Linked DNA regions of Mus musculus: regions 2 and 3 are each linked to region 1. A link is a loop called in an ENCODE intact Hi-C map of the cell type or tissue named here. Cell type or tissue: left cerebral cortex. All regions are shown on one strand.

Region 1 (5,000 bases):
GGCCCTCCTAGAGGATCTGTGGAGGACCGGGCACAACAATCTGACTCAGCGGGAAATGCCTGCAGCTAGGACTGCACCCCACCAGTGTCAGCACCCACCACCTCGCCATAGGTCTCTTTCACCTTAGCTCTCTTCCTTCTCCTTACACCTCATTTCTTTCTTTCTCTCCCCCCCTTCCTTTCTCTCTCTCTCTCTCTCTCTCTCTCTTTCTCTCTCCATCCCTCTCCCTCTTTCTTTTTTCTATGTGTCTCTGTCTCTGTGTGTCTCTGTCTCTGTGTGTCTCTGACTGGCTCACTCATCCACGCACGCGCACTTGTTTCCCCCTGGCTGTCAATCACACCCGCACACCCTAGAACGCTTGCGCACTGGAAAAATCCAGCCTCCCACCAACCCCACGCCCTTTCTACTCGTCACCCTGCCATATTGACCAATAAGAGCATGGATCTGGGGGCGGACTTCGAGAAATAAACCAATGAGAGAGCGATTGGAAGCTAAGGCTCAAGAGAAGTAAATCCTTCGTGGTCCGCATTGAGTCGCTTGGGCGATGATTTATGCGCCCCTTTTATTATTTGTAACACTTTGGGAAGTTATTAAGAGGAAGATCTACTGCTTCCTCTTTTGGGGGTGGAACTGGATAGTAATATTTGTCACTGGCGGGTTTTAGGGTAGAGTGGTGCGAGGTGGAAGGCCGTCGGAGACTGGTTTGTTTTGTGGGTACTGTTTTTCATTACACGACAGATTACCCTTTTCATTACAAGCTGTAGACAGGGCCAACTTCGAAGGTCTTCTTGGCTGAATGATCTTGGATTACTCAGAGAGCTGAAACCTGATGCCTTTTGACTTGCCTGTCTATACCCCCGGCACTAGAAGGAGCCATTTGGGGAAGATGTTGCAACCTCTAGTTGCAAGAGAAAGTAAACAGACTCCCCTCACTCAGGTCCCCTCCCGAGCACCGAGCAAATCTCCTTGTGCTTTTCCCGCCTGGATGCTCATTAAGTCTTAGTTGACTCTGAGGCGGATGCAATAAAACATGGATGGTTTCAGAACCCCAAACAAACCGAGTTTCTGTTTTACTCTCAGCCGGACCACACCCCCTGCCTCTCCACTCTCCCCCCACCCCCACCCCCCCAAGGAAATTGCATTTTCAACTAGCGCCTCCGGGAAAGAACTGCGGGAGACGATTCCGCTCGGAAGCTTGAATGTCGGGGAGGGGGGAATAAAGAGCAGCGTGGAAAGAGCACCCCACAGTCCCGGGCCCTGGAAGACTGGAGAGCTAAGAGGACCATCCAGGAATCCGCACTACCCGGAGGTGTGATGAGCTAAGCGAAGTTAGCACTCGCCCAGAGATGAAGGCCAAGCACCTCAACCTAGCCCTCTTCCCGGGAAGGCCAGCCTCCCTGGGGGACTAGGCTAAGGGCTTTGGATGGGAAGAAAGTGCCAAAGAAAAGAAGAGTTACAGATTTGCTACCTCTGATCTCCCAAACAGAAAGTGGATGTTCAAACGTTAAACACTATTCCCGGAGGACAGGGATGGGGGAGGGGTCTTTCTGTTTCTAGACCACTGACAGGAACTCGGTAGCTAGTGTCAAAAGATTTCTATTTGAAATTAAGAAAAACAATGCAAAAGGGCTTGTTAGGGCATAGGCGAGGGGAGAAGAGACAACCGGAGTAGGAGGAGAGCGATGGAAGGAACAGGAACTGTTTGATCCTGGGAGTGGACGGGAGGAAAACAAAACAACGCACTTCAAAGCTCGGGGCCTAATCCTCCTCAGGTTAATTTCTGCTTCCTAAAACGTTGATAAGCACCATAAATCACTCGACCAACCCCCACCTCGCTGATCTTGCCCGGAGGGTACTCTCCCCCTGGTCTGCCCCCAGGGGCTCGATGAGTCTCCTGTGCTCAGACCTGGGCCTCCAGGGTGGGAGACATTCCTGGGTTTTGGGCTGCGGGATGAGTGCACGGGAATCAGCAGACAGAAAGGTGCTGGAAGAGGTGCGGGCCTGACCTTGGAGGAAGTGGAGTGCAGATGCATTCTGTCTGACCCTGGGGGTTGTCTGTCTGGCGCGCTGTTTGAAGGAGGTTACAGCTTGTTTAAAGATTTGCAAAACTGAGGAGCCGCAAAGATTAGAAATGCCAGCCTGAGATTTATCAAATGACTTCCGGTAGCAGAGCCGGGTTTAAACCCAGGCGGGCTTGCGTCTCCTGATGGCGAATTCTGGACCTGGGCCACTGTGCAGGACTGGCCAGGTGCGCGAGGAGGAACACAGAAGCGATGGGGCCAGAAAAGGGTCTGCCTTAGGTCCCCAGGGGGCTCACTTTAAGTCCCAGTCTTAGCTGTGTCAAGCTAAGTGAATGTCAAGCCAAAACCTCTCCACAGGCCTTTCTGAGCAGAGCGCCTCTCATCCACCCGCGCCGCTGTCTGCAAATGAACCAAATACCTTGAAATTGATAGATGCTAGGGGTGTTGTCCCTGAATTCCCCCGCTGGCCTTCCTTGCTTGAGGAGGAATCCAGGCCTGGATGTACTATCTGGAAAAAGCTAAAGGTGTTTTAGGACTAAACACTTGTGTTCAGAGCAGGCATATTGTTTAAATAAAATGTTAAAATAAAATAAAACATGACTAAACAAAATGCTAAATAAAACGAAACATGTCAAAAGTCTGAGACATGCATCACGGGGTGGGGGGTTAAGAGTAGGCTCATGCCTAAGTTCAGAGCCAGCCCGGTCTACATAATAAGAATAAATAAATACTTAAAGGAAGAAAAGAAAGAAAATGAGAGCTGAGACAAATTGAGTGTTGAGTGCATAAAGAGCTTTAGCTTATGGGATACTTGGGATTGTGGCAGTCTTGCAGGAGAGGGCACAAATCCTTCCCTCTATGAATGACTGTGTCCCTAGACACGCCTCAGGTGTGCAGATCAAATAGCTCCCCTACACTTACTGCATGCACCAGCAAACCTCTCCGATTAACAAAGATACTACAGCAGTGGGCCGACTGGCCTAAAACAAATATCTAAAGGATCAAGAAAACCAAAATGGAGGGGAGAATCCATTACTGAACCTTAGTGAAGTCCCTTCTTTGCCTTGGAAAATTCAGGGGATGCAAATGTCCCTGGATATTATTAGATACTGAGATGTACATCCAAAAATAAGAAAAAGAAAGACAGACAAAAGAGAGATCAAAGCGTTTGTTATCTCCGATAAATAATTACTTTGTCACACGTGTAGATATTCTTTTGTCCTCAAAAGAGAAGGTGATGTGATTGTCTATAATGCTACAGGCTCAGACCCAAAGGACTACGTTTCCACCTTGGGAAAAAAAAATAACTCTAAACAAAATGTTAACGGTTTTCAATATTACATCAGCAGCTAGTAATAGCGTTAAATCCTGGTATGTGGGGGCTTGAAAAATTGTTCCTCTCCACTCCCTTCCCCCCACAAGTGAAAACTAATCTGGTCTCCAAAATAGAATATTCTTGATCTACCAACAAGGGACAGAGGACAAGGGACTGTAAAGAGAAGACCTACTGCATGTTCTACTGAAACATAAGGATCAAAAGCAAAAGGAAAAAAGGAAAAAAGAAAAAAAAAAACAATGACAAATTTGAAGAGATTTTCAGTCACATCTGTCCCAGGTGTCAGATCTCTCTGCTTGTGCTTTGGTTTTGGTTTCTGCAATGATCCACCAGCCCTGTGGTGCATATACTCCAGCGATGCAGCTGCAGCAATGCAACGCTGTCTCGGTCCCTGGGTCAGGTGTGAAGGCTGCTAAGAAGCCTGGAGAGCCAAGACCCAGAAACCCCTGAGCCCGGCGTGCAGGCTTGCAGAAAACCATCGGGTTTCTTGGTTTCTTGGTTTGTTTGTTCAATCCCAGCCCTGCATGGCCAATTGCTGGTAAATATTCTTTGGAATTAAAATGATTCACTAACAACCAGTGCTCTTTTGGGAGGATCCTGGTCTATCCAAACCAAAAAAAAAAAAATGTGACTTTTTCTTTTTACATTTAAAGTAAATGTAAACGTCAAAACAAAAATGTAAATGTGTTTACATTCCTGAAGACCTGGGCGAGTTTCACACTTTGGCTCAGGTTCCTGCTGAGCCAGAGGCCTGCACTTGGATCAAGAATTCTCAAGATCTGGTTCTCCATTTTGAGGGGACTCAGCTCTGAGGTGCCTTTATTCATTGCTGTGGTACAAAGGTTTGGTTTTTTTTTTTTTTTCTTTTCTTTTAAAGGAATAGGAACCTATTATTTACATCCGTTCCTTGAGCAGATATTTATTATCTGTAGGAATATTTAAGGGTTTGTAGTGGGCCAGCCACCTCTGACAGGAGCCATCACCTCACACTTCAAGCTAATGGACCACACGGTGGCCACATTTAATTTATTAGGGTGAGAAGTTACTGCAGGGGAGAAGGCCTTAAAGAGAAGGTCTTTTCTAAGAAGAGAAGACCTGGCCCACCCTGTACCTACAGCTTAGATTATATTTTTGCCTCAGAATAACACAACCACACACGATTCAAAATGTGAAAACAGTTTCCTTACAGTTTGATTCTGATCCGGGGCCCACTGATGCTCAGGAGTCTGAATGCTAGCAAATGGAATACTAAATTTTGGGTGCACGTTGTTGAATCACTAATTTTAATAATAGAGATAACACTGCAAGTCTGGCCAGGTGTGGTGCATGCCTGTGAGATTCCAGTTCTGGGGTGCATGGAACAGAAGGATCAAGAATTGGAGATTAGCCTGAACTATACAGGGAAACCCCGTCTTCAAATAATCAAGTAAATTCTAAGAATAAAATAAATAAGTAAATAAACAAAAGGTCTGTTCTCACCATCCACAGAAAAAAGGAAATTATTAAGAGAAACTGTAGTTGAAAATTACACCAAGCACTCCAATGTTCACACTGAGCCGAAATAGAGGAACCTGAGAAGGCAGTATAATTAGCAGGGAACTTTGCAGGATTTTTCACTTCATTAAGGCAATAGATCAAAACAA
Region 2 (5,000 bases), 1.0 Mb after region 1:
GTTTCTGGATGGCCGAACGCCAAAAGCGACAGCAGCAAATCGCACCAGCTGACGCAGCGGCGGCCAATGGGAAAGAGCGCCGGAGCCCGCTCCCCGGGGACCGCGGCGACCGAGGCAGCAAAGTTACAAACAGCCCCCAGCCCGCCCGCCCGCCGCCCGCCCGGCAGATTAATGGGCACACACAGCCTGCCCGCCCCGCTCTCCCCCACACATCCCCAAACGCCAGCGGCGGGCACGACCCGGGCAGAGATGTGCAAATCTCTGCACTAGTGCCCAGGTCAATGAGCAGGCCTGCTCTTTCCTTTTTTGCCTTCATGGGTTTTGCTGGGTTTCCTCCCCAAACAGGAAACCTGACAAGCCCGAGCCAGGGGGTGGTGACACGGATGGTTTTGCTTAGAGCCTCCTGTCCCAGTCAGACCCTGGGTCACACCTCCCCTTGTGCTCCCTTAATCATGGGTGTGGGTTCTTGAATGGGAAAAGGGGCTCTGAGAAGCCAGGCCTTCACGCTCTGCTTTTGAACTGTATGCTTTAGGGGTTCCCTGGGCGCCTTATTCCCTCCCATTCTTATTACAGGTTGGGCCTTACTGCCCTAAAGCTGAAAGATCAATCCTCACTGACCAGGCCCACACCAAAGCCAGGGCCTTCCTACAGCCCCTTCTTCTCAGTACCGCCCTCCATGTGTGGTTCTTCTGCAATGGTCCGTGCCTGTGTGGGCTTAAAGCAAATACCTACACCGGCTGTGCACTGCATCCTGTCTTTGAACTTAGAGAAAGGAAAGGCTAAAACTCATGGTTTTCCACAAGAAATGATCTACAGAAGGGTGTTTGTGAGACCGGAGCAGAAAGCCATCCGTGGGGCATGACTCCTCTCACCCAGCTTCAAGCATCCCAGGACTCCCTAAGTTACTGGACCTGCTTAGTGCAGCTACGGAAAAACAACCGGATACAGTATCTCCCAGTCTCATTCCAGAAGCAGGAGAGACACGGGGACCTTGGTTGAGCAGGGCACGGAGTGCAGCTTCTGGAGCCCAGAGCTTCACTCAAAGGATCATTAATGGACTTGGTTTCAAGGTCACACGGAGATGGGCACGGTCGTGTCGCAAGCATACCCACTTGTCCCCTACCTTCCCACCCTAAACTACTCCTGCTGCTACAGTATCTCTAAAACCAGATCTGTCACCCTGTCACTTGCTCCAGGATCCTGAATTACCTTGACCATCGGCCCAGGCCTGGGGATACTCAGACAGGATGTGGAAAGCCTGTTTCGGGCTTGCCTGTACGTGGATCAGGGTCATTTTGTTAAAGAAAAACGCGATATCGGTTTGAAGTCACTTTTATGACTGTTTGGGCTAGAATTAGCTTAAAAAAAACCAATTCTGTGGGTGTCTAAGAGATCTAGCTGGGGCTCAGGAGGTTGTGTGTAAGATCTGTAAAACCCTGACCCTTGTGAACTGATGGGGATCGGGCTTGGGGGAGGTGACACTTGGCAGTGGTCCCGTAGGAATCTATTGCAGAGTTCTTTAATCTCTTCCTTGCTTTTCGATCCCCCCCCTTTCTCCCCTCAAAAGAGGAAAATTGAAAAAGGACTTGCCTAAGATCGGCCTCCAGAGAGCCCGTGAAGGCACACCAAAGGAAGGCTGTACCACAGGCCTTGTGTTTAACGTCTTTATCTCTCCAACCCAAGAAAGTTTTTTTTTCCTTTGTATATAAATGAGCTGTTCAGGAGAGAATAAAATTTTACGTTTCTCACAGAGAGGATGCAATATGTGGGAAATGAATAACTCAGGAAGAAAAGAAAGGTGGATTTTTTTTTTCTTAAAAGGCTGTTTGAAGAAAATAAGTTTGAGTTATTGGTTCTTAAACAACAAACAATCAGATAACAATTATTTCCAGCAATACTGTTGGAAATGAAAGTAGCCATTTCCCAGGTGCTAATTGTTCACATCTATCAGTTCTCTTTGACGCAGCTCTGTCTCACACAGAGTTGGAGCTGATGACAGCTTGCCACCATTATTGCTATGGTTTGATCTGAATTTTAGACTTAATTGTCTCAGCCAATAAAAGAATTTGTTTTCTCACCTAGAAGCCAGAAAATGTATTTCTAGCTTCTGTAAACATTAAGGTGGAAAAAATATTAAGTTGAAATCTTAACATGTAAGCCCAGGCTAGTGTGCATTTAAGTTAGCAGTCAATCTATCTATTCTTCCATATACATGTATATAAACATATGTATAATATATATATGGAGAGAGAGCGCGTCCTGACAGAGTGGAGACCAGGAACTCCACACCTTCAATAGAGCCTCATCCTGAGATGATGAGAATAATCACCGCAGGACTCTGCTAGCTCACAGCCACACAGAAAACTTACCTTTTATCTTCTCTTCAAAGAGGGTAAGATGGCAGTAGGGTCACACAGTTTTGCCCTTTCCCTGGCTGCCCATTGAGCCCCTCCACTTCTGCCAGCCTGGAGCCTGGCTTGCAGGTGTGTGGGAAGACCCAGAAGGTCCACCTCCATCCAGTCAAATCTCTAGGCCAGAACCCAAAGCACACAGGTGTGGGCCTCTGTCAGTTACCAGCCCTCTCCTGGAGCTGCCTTCCATGCCATAGCCAATCCTCAGGGCCAGTCAGGTCAGCAGGCCTCGGAACTACAAATGGTCTCTCCGATGTCAGAATCCCAAAGCCAAAGCGTTCCCCAACTGGCGTGAGCCCTCAGGACGCCTTTGGGACGCGCAGTTTGGACAGAAGCAGCCATGACCAGCCAGGCGGCCTGTACAAACAGTCTCCATGGTGCTGGGTTAGGGGAGAGGGAAGGACCCGAATCTATTCCAGCGGCTGAGCTTTCTGTCATGGGTAGCCGAAGCAAGAAGATTTCACAGCCAAATAAACCCTTGGAGACTGCCCCTCAGGTCCCCTTTTGTGCCCCCCTTCCCCTGCTTCTGGGGATTCTGAGGGGCCCGTACAGCAGTCGCGCCAGGCTCAAAGAGGCGGGACGCTGCTGGCGCCGGTCCCGGCGACGGCCACAGCGTGGCAGCAGCGAGCTCCCTGTTCGGTCGCAATAAATAATCCGCCTGCGGCAGCCGCAGTCAGGCAGCCAGCGGCCCTAGGAGGCAAATGCGGCGCTTTATCTGCCCCTGCCCGGGGCGCATCCACAGAGCTGTCCGGCGGCAAACATTCCAAGCATCTACACGTCCTTCTTAATTGTCTGGCCTAGGCCGACATACTATCTTGAGATAGGAAAACAGCAGCAGCAACAACAACCAAAAACCAAATAAACAAAAAAGAACCATAGCCAGGGAACTCGCGACTGATGCTTGGGTAGCTCTGTCTCCCGGGGGCAAATCTAACCTGGTCAGACCCGCTTTCAGGCCCACCCACCATGACTGGTGCCACCGTGCCATGCAAAGCCATTGCTAGGCCCGCAGCTCTTAGTGCTGTCTCGCTGCTAGCTGTAGTCCTCTCGCTGGAAGCCGGGGAGGTGGAGGACCGTGGACACCAACCTGCCACTGTACTTAGGTGGCTTGGGACTGCGACCCTGCTATTGCCCAGACACCATTTTGCAACCTTCCCTCAGAAACCTCAGATGTGCTCCTTCCACCTGCGTCAACACAGCAGCCCCTGCACGGAAACATCACCCCCTCACCTTAGCACCCAATTAACTCGGTTCTCTCCTCCAACACAGAATTCCACACACGCATCTAGCCCCTCTTCCAGGGCTCGAGAAATCACTCTAACCAGAAAACCGGGCAAACGAAGCAGGCAACCATCGGAGAACTCTGAATTAGTAAGTTTTGTTTCTGTGTTTGCTTCCTTTCCTAGCCCCCACAGGAAAAAACAGTGTGCCGAAGCTAACAAAACGCCCGTGCTACTTTGCTCGCCTCTCCGTCCTCGTTCCCAGGTTGGGAACTACCTCTGGCTATTGGGGAAGTCAGTTGAATCAATTGGGTCACGAATGAAATAATCCCAAACCCCAGAGGCCAGTAGGGAACAGTAGAATGCCAAATGACTTCCTTTGGGGCTTCCCGAGGGTCACTGGGGAATGGAGGGGGGAGGGGGCGAAGACCCAAGCGGTGCTGCGCCGTGCCAAGGCGCTGTGCCACAGAGGGAAGGCTGATCCGCCTTGAGGGAGGAGGGAAAAGGAGTGATTGTAGGTGGTGGCGGTAGTGGGTGAGAATGAGTGACGTGTTTGGACTGTGGTGTATATTGGGGCTGAAAATGAAAGGACAGTACTGAAAGAGCGTGAAAAAGGCCCCTTTTCAAAGTCGTTCCTGGTGCCCTCTCTTACCACTGTAGTACCTCACCCACCTTTGCCCTGTCTCCTTCCCACAGGTCTCACCTTCAGACCGCGGCTCCCAGAAGCTTCTGCCTCTCTGACAGCTGTCGCTTCGGCAGCCCAAGAGACGAATTGTCCTCCTTCCTGGTGCCAGAGGACGCAGGAAATTAGCCAGGTTGCAAGTTGCAAAGCAGCGGCGGCTGCTCCAGGAACTGGACGCGCTCCACCTCCAGCGACAACGGCTGGCCTGGGCCTGGCAGCGGCTTCCCCTCGCTCGCCATCGCCGGACAAAGCGCAGCCCAGGCAGGCTGGCAAGGCAGAGCTCCGAAGCACGCAGGATGGAGCGGAGCAAAAGAATGCGGCTCTATTCTCGCAAGGGAAATTATAAAAAAGTTCATGTTCACGGTTCCTATCCACATGACCGACAGCGGCCAATGGAAGGGCCGAACAACTCATAAAGTTGTATTGCAAAGTTGTAAATTTTCATAAACAACAACGGATTTATGACCCTTTCCCCATCACTAAGAGGAGGCGGCTCTTACACAGACGCCATCTTACCACCGAGTCTGTCCCGATTTGGGGCTGCAGGTTTTTCAGACCCTTTTAGGTCCGATTTTATTTAAAAAAAAAAAAAAAAAAAAAAGTCCTAAGAAACTGGCCCAGCCTAGTCAGGGGATAAGAATGGAGACCTTCGCGGGCCCAGCTCAGGATGCTCTAAGCTACTTCCAC
Region 3 (5,000 bases), 1.1 Mb after region 1:
CATAAATAAATCCAGGTCCTGAGAATGAAATAACAAATCTGTTTGTACCCAAAAGTCATTCTCAATGTTTTTGGGGTTCTCAGCTATCTAGGGGGCTGTAGTGCTGGATTGAGGCTTCATGAAGGAAAGTGAACACAGCTTCAATGTGTCCAGCATTAACACAGTTTCAGAAATTCTCCCATTCATATATTTATGAATAACTAGAATTTTTTTCCATGAGCAAAATTGCTTTTCTGCTTTTCTTTATGAATGTTGACATTCCATATTTAATGTGCGGGCTTTTCTTTCTTTCTCTTTGTTTGTTTGATTTTTTTGTTGTTTTGTTGTTGTTTACCAGGTTCAATCTGTCCTTAAAATATTTAAAAAAATTTTTCCCTCTAAATCCTACTATTGAGCTGGCCCTCGATCTTTAGCAGGGCAAGTATTGCGTCCTTTTGTCAGACATTTTGAAGTACCAGTGCTATTAGTTTTGTAGGGAAGGAACTGGTTCTGGCCTTAACACTGGAAGCAGCTCAGGCTCATGGGGAGTGCAAGAAGGTGCCCGTCCTACTGCCTGCACTTCACAGAGTGGGCCCTCACGGCTGCTCCGGTTGCCCTTTTTTTTTCCTGGCATGGCTTAGGAGCCCATGCTTAACAAAACTAGTGATTCATAAGCACAATTTTCGCTCACACACTTGCAAACAGGGGAAGCATCTACACGTTATGGAATTCTTTTTTACTTATCCATGGCACTGTATATTTGGGGAAAGAAAGAAACTTTTCGAGAAACAAATAAAAAGACGTTAAAATAAAATTTTAAATATGGGAGAAACGCGAGTTTTAAATCTGGCCTTCAAGATATAAGTACTTTGGTTATTTAAAACTTGTTTTTACAAAAACAAGGAGTCAGACTTAATCCCCCATGCCATTTAAGCAAATATAACGATATTTACCAGTATATTTTTGTATAATTTTGCAAAATATGCGATGAGAAGTCCCTCCTCATTTTAATGGCTAGGGGATTTTGTTGGAAAATGCCAACCAGGGGGATGCTACATTCCAAATACCGGTTGGAGACAGCAGTACCGGGCTGTCTCCAACATCCTCAGAAAAACCAAATGCGACTTCTTTGAATGGCCTTTTTTGGGAACAAAGCTTTGCGCTAGTCTGCTAGGCAGACTTCTAGGCTGCACCTACGAGAAAATCGGTAACCTCTGGCGTGCTGCCCCGGGGGTGGAGGAGAAACCCGGCTCAAACGGCCACAGACGCTGACCACCCATTGTTTCCAAGGAGAAACTTTGTTTTCCCTAGCCTACCATCTCTTTCCTCTCCTAACAGCCTTAATCCCAGCACAGCTGAGTTCCTTTCGTCTGGGTTCAGACCATATCTAACTTATTCAGATCGGAAAATGTCAGCAAAACCAAAAGATCGCCTGTGGTGAGAAGCTTGGGTGAAATGCTGGCACACGGAGCTAAAACCGACAACTTTTCCACTTAGGCCTCCCACTGCTTTCCAACCATAGAGAGCGATGGGACGGCGGGGGTTGGAGGGTGGCAAACGGGCATCACCCCAGAAACTCAATCATGGCCCGGAGCTTTGCTTAGGCGACAGCTACGTTCCCATTCCCACCTCTACTACAGCGAAATTGATAAACTTGTGGCCACTTACCTTGACTCATTTCAGAAATCACTGCCAAGGGGCAGCAGCTTCTCCACGCCGCGATGCGGAAAGGCCTAACGAAGGCGCTTTGCTTTAAATTTCAGCCTCAATCACTTCTTGAGCGCGGGGGCCCCCCCTCTTTTTGAATACGAAGGGGTGCCGGACAAGTGAAATAACGTACCGTGCTGCTCTTAGTATCAGAAGCGAACAAAGGCCAAGAATCTCGCTGGGGTTCCGGGCTCCCTGGCGGCTTTGACATTGATCGGGAGTGCGCCATCTCGTGGCGGCTGCGAGCCTAGGCGAGGCTGGAGATCCAGCCTGCGGCCCAGAAAAGGAAGCTGGCCGGGCAGAGAAAGAGCAAGAGAATGTGCCCAACCCGCTGCTATTGAGATCTCATTTTTACATCTAAGAAATTGCTGCAAAACCCCAGCCGGGTTTATAGCGGCGCATTCCAAATATGCAAATTGGCCGGCCCTGGACGGGTTTACGACCACATTGTCACAGCCATCGGAGGATGGGGCTTTTATAGGGCTCAGAAATCAAACCCGCGCCCGCCCGCCGCCTGCCTGCAAGCAGTTCTCCTGGCTAGACTCACTCTGGCAACTTGAGAGACTTTGGTTAATCTTTAACCATCCCAAAGGAAGTCTTTTCCTAAACCGAGCTTCCCTGCCCGCCCCCTTTCGCCCCCCAGGAGGGCCCTTGTGCTTCTCAGTGTGTCTGTCGATCAACCAAAGACATTCATCTAGAGGGTCTGTCCCTCTCCCCTTTCAGAAAGCTCGCTTTCTCCACCCCTGTCGCGCCAGCTAGACAAACACACAAACAAATAAACAGGGCAGGCTCTTGGAGCCTAGGGTCTCTTTCCAAATGAGACCCTCTTTGCTGCTTTGGGTCTGCCTGGGTGGCTGAAAGAGGGTGGGGTGGGCAACAAAAGGCTCTGTCCTTTCTGCCCTGCCCCTCAAGGTTATGGGTGATGTCCAAATTTAAGGCAGAAGTTCAAAGGCAGCAAACAAAGACCGAGTCCGTATCTTTCCTTGCCCAAGGGGACCGAGAGGAAGCTGGAGAGGAAGCACTCTTAGAGGTTCCCGAGAGACTCCTAGCTCTGCCTTGGTACCTAGAGCCAGATCTCTCATGCTGAAAGGACTCACAAGGTACACCCAGAGGGTTTTTATTCAGTCCTGAGGTGAGCAAGATTAGCCTGGGTTAGGCCATTGGCTATTGCAGTTACCCACAAGGCCTTCTCCGGAGCTAAGGTCAGTTGGAGAGAGGTCTCACACCATAGGCCCTGACATATCCCATCCCTAATATGCTGCCTTCCACAAGGACGTATAGCCTCAGGCTTCCTATGCTTAGCTTCAATTGCAGCTCAATCCTGATTCCATCACCTCTCGGGGGCGTGGTAACTCACCCCTTTTACTGCTAAAAGGATGCTAGCTGAGGGGAGACATTTGGCAGGAAAAAGCGGAACAGGGAGAGAGAAATGTCACACCAGGACTCGATACTCAAATGTCTACCCTTTTTATTCTTGGTATGCCCCATTGTCTCTCTCTGTGTTAAAATGTATAGGAAATGTATGTTGAGTAAGGGCCGGCCAAAGGCGCTCACTACAGACAGAACCACCAGGGATTTCTTAAGGCAGGGAGGCAGAAGAGATTCATTTGGAGAGCGCCTGGCTCCCCAGAGGACATTCTCAGGTCTTAGTAGTCTGGCTCTCAGTATGCCAGCCCTTTCCAAATGTCACAGTGTTGTAAGAGATTAAAAGACCATCCCCAGACCACTCTCCCCAGCACCCTCAAATAAGTCAGCTAATGGGGATAGGGAAAGGAGTATTGAAACACAGTAGGTTATGGTTTCTTTATTTACAGTCTTTTGAACACCATCCCTGTATGAAGCATACATTCAAATATTTTAGCAGTGAGCGAGTTTAACCTTGGAACACTGTAAACAGATAGAGCCTTTAAATATTTTTATTATCCCCACCCCCCCCTCTACATTGCTTCTTAAAATTCGCTTTGGTTCCTTCGGGGAAATATATATATATAATATAATATTTATCTTTTAAAATAGCTCCAAATCACTCTCCGGCTCTTAGAAGATTGCCAGAAGCTTCCAAGCTCAGTTCTGAGTTGATGAGCACAGAGTGCAGGGTAGGAATGAGGGATTTGGGAGGGGGGGGGGAACTTCAGCCCCTCACAGCCAAAGGCCAAGGACCCACTGGCCAGGCCTGCTGCTCTGCTGCCTGACAGACACCAAATCCAAGTTTCCTTAATGTGGTGAAGAGTTTGCCAAACTGTAGCCCTCCGCAGGCATTTCCTGTAGAGATTGAGGGGCCAGGAACCAGCACAGCCTCTGGAGTTTTCAATGTCTTCTACCCTAGGAATAGTCAGCTCTGAGATGGAAGACCCATCACCACCATTGGGAGGTAGAAAACCCAGGTAGGCTGCAGAAGGTGGCTGCTAGGAGCTCAGGTTTGGGTGCAGATCAGTGGTGGGATGATATTAATGACATCTGGATAGGTTTCTCCTTCCTCCAGGACACCCCCCTCCCACTCTCTCTCCCTTTTCACAGCCACCTTTTGGTTAACTGTCTTTCACATTACTTTTGGAAAGCAACCCCAGCCTGAATCTCTAGGAGTCATCCCCTTTCCTCCTGCTCCTATCCCCAAGCTGAACTAGGCTTGGGGCACACAGTTTCTTGACTTGGGAGACCTGGGGGTGGGCAGGCTCTGTGCAGAGGGTCTTGAGCGGGTGGCCTCCTTAGGGTTTGGCAGGGGGCCCAATCTCCAGTGACCACACCCAGCTCAAAGCTTTTGCAGGCTCTAAGAGTGAACCACCAGGGGTCCCAAACCATTCATTCTGTTGATTCACAACCCTTAGAATTCAATTACTAATAGGAAGCTTAACCACGGAGATCTGAACCAAGAGAGTTTCAGGCCCCCTTCCTATTGGACGAATCTCTGATAAGGAAACCTCTCCTCTCTCCTATATCACCCCCCTTTTCCAAGTCGCAATGTGGCTTGACCTTGTCAAGGGCAAAATCTGCATATTATTTCACATGTATGAAGCCCCCCTCCCAATTCCAGTAGGCTGGAGCCTTAGAGAAGTGGATTAGCTGAGTAGTACTGTAACCGGTCTCTGTTAATCTTTTTTTCCTTCATTCTTCTGTTCTGAAACCAGATTTTGACTTGACGGTCGGTGAGGTTGAGCATGCGGGACAGTTGCAGACGCTTCTCTTTGTTGATGTAGACGCTGAAGAAGAACTCTCGCTCCAGCTCTCGGATCTGGTATTTGGTATAAGGGCAGCGCTTTTTGCGGGTGCGTTGGCCACCTAAGGAAGGAGAGAGGCAAAGAGTGAGAGGGCGATAG

What was found. A loop is a pair of places that touch in the nucleus more often than their neighbours do. Peaks named below come from ENCODE experiments on the same cell type or tissue, not always from the same donor. Only the 100,000 strongest peaks of a DNase experiment are listed, where the experiment ranks them.
Region 2: it touches region 1 in a loop (4-fold over the local background); 24 of 42 quality-filtered maps call a loop at or near these places.
Region 3: it touches region 1 in a loop (4-fold over the local background); 20 of 42 quality-filtered maps call a loop at or near these places.

The regions. Positions count from the first base shown.
Region 1 is chr6:51,172,642-51,177,641 of GRCm38, forward strand. No RefSeq gene overlaps it. Among named protein-coding and RNA genes, the nearest start is that of Gm32328, 8.7 kb to the left of the region's middle. In left cerebral cortex, no CTCF peak of the experiment used is centred here; DNase peaks (open chromatin) are centred at 395, 842, 2,481, 2,891 and 1 more place.
Region 2 is chr6:52,208,706-52,213,705 of GRCm38, forward strand. Hoxa3 (homeobox A3) reads right to left here and starts at 4,362. Exons shown (of 5, transcript NM_010452.3): 1 at 4,335-4,362. It overlaps Hoxaas3 (Hoxa cluster antisense RNA 3), which reads left to right. Exons shown (of 3, transcript NR_015611.2): 2 at 3,681-3,782; 3 at 4,328-4,892. In left cerebral cortex, a CTCF peak has its summit at 3,018; a DNase peak (open chromatin) is centred at 3,052.
Region 3 is chr6:52,238,631-52,243,630 of GRCm38, forward strand. It overlaps Hoxa11 (homeobox A11), which reads right to left. Exons shown (of 2, transcript NM_010450.3): 2 at 3,475-4,962. The coding sequence ends at 4,730. LOC115490410 (a long non-coding RNA gene) reads left to right here and starts at 4,605. Exons shown (of 2, transcript XR_003956437.1): 1 at 4,605-4,691; 2 at 4,812-5,000. It also overlaps a transcript of Hoxa10 not described here. In left cerebral cortex, a CTCF peak has its summit at 1,921 (motif pointing left); a DNase peak (open chromatin) is centred at 1,914.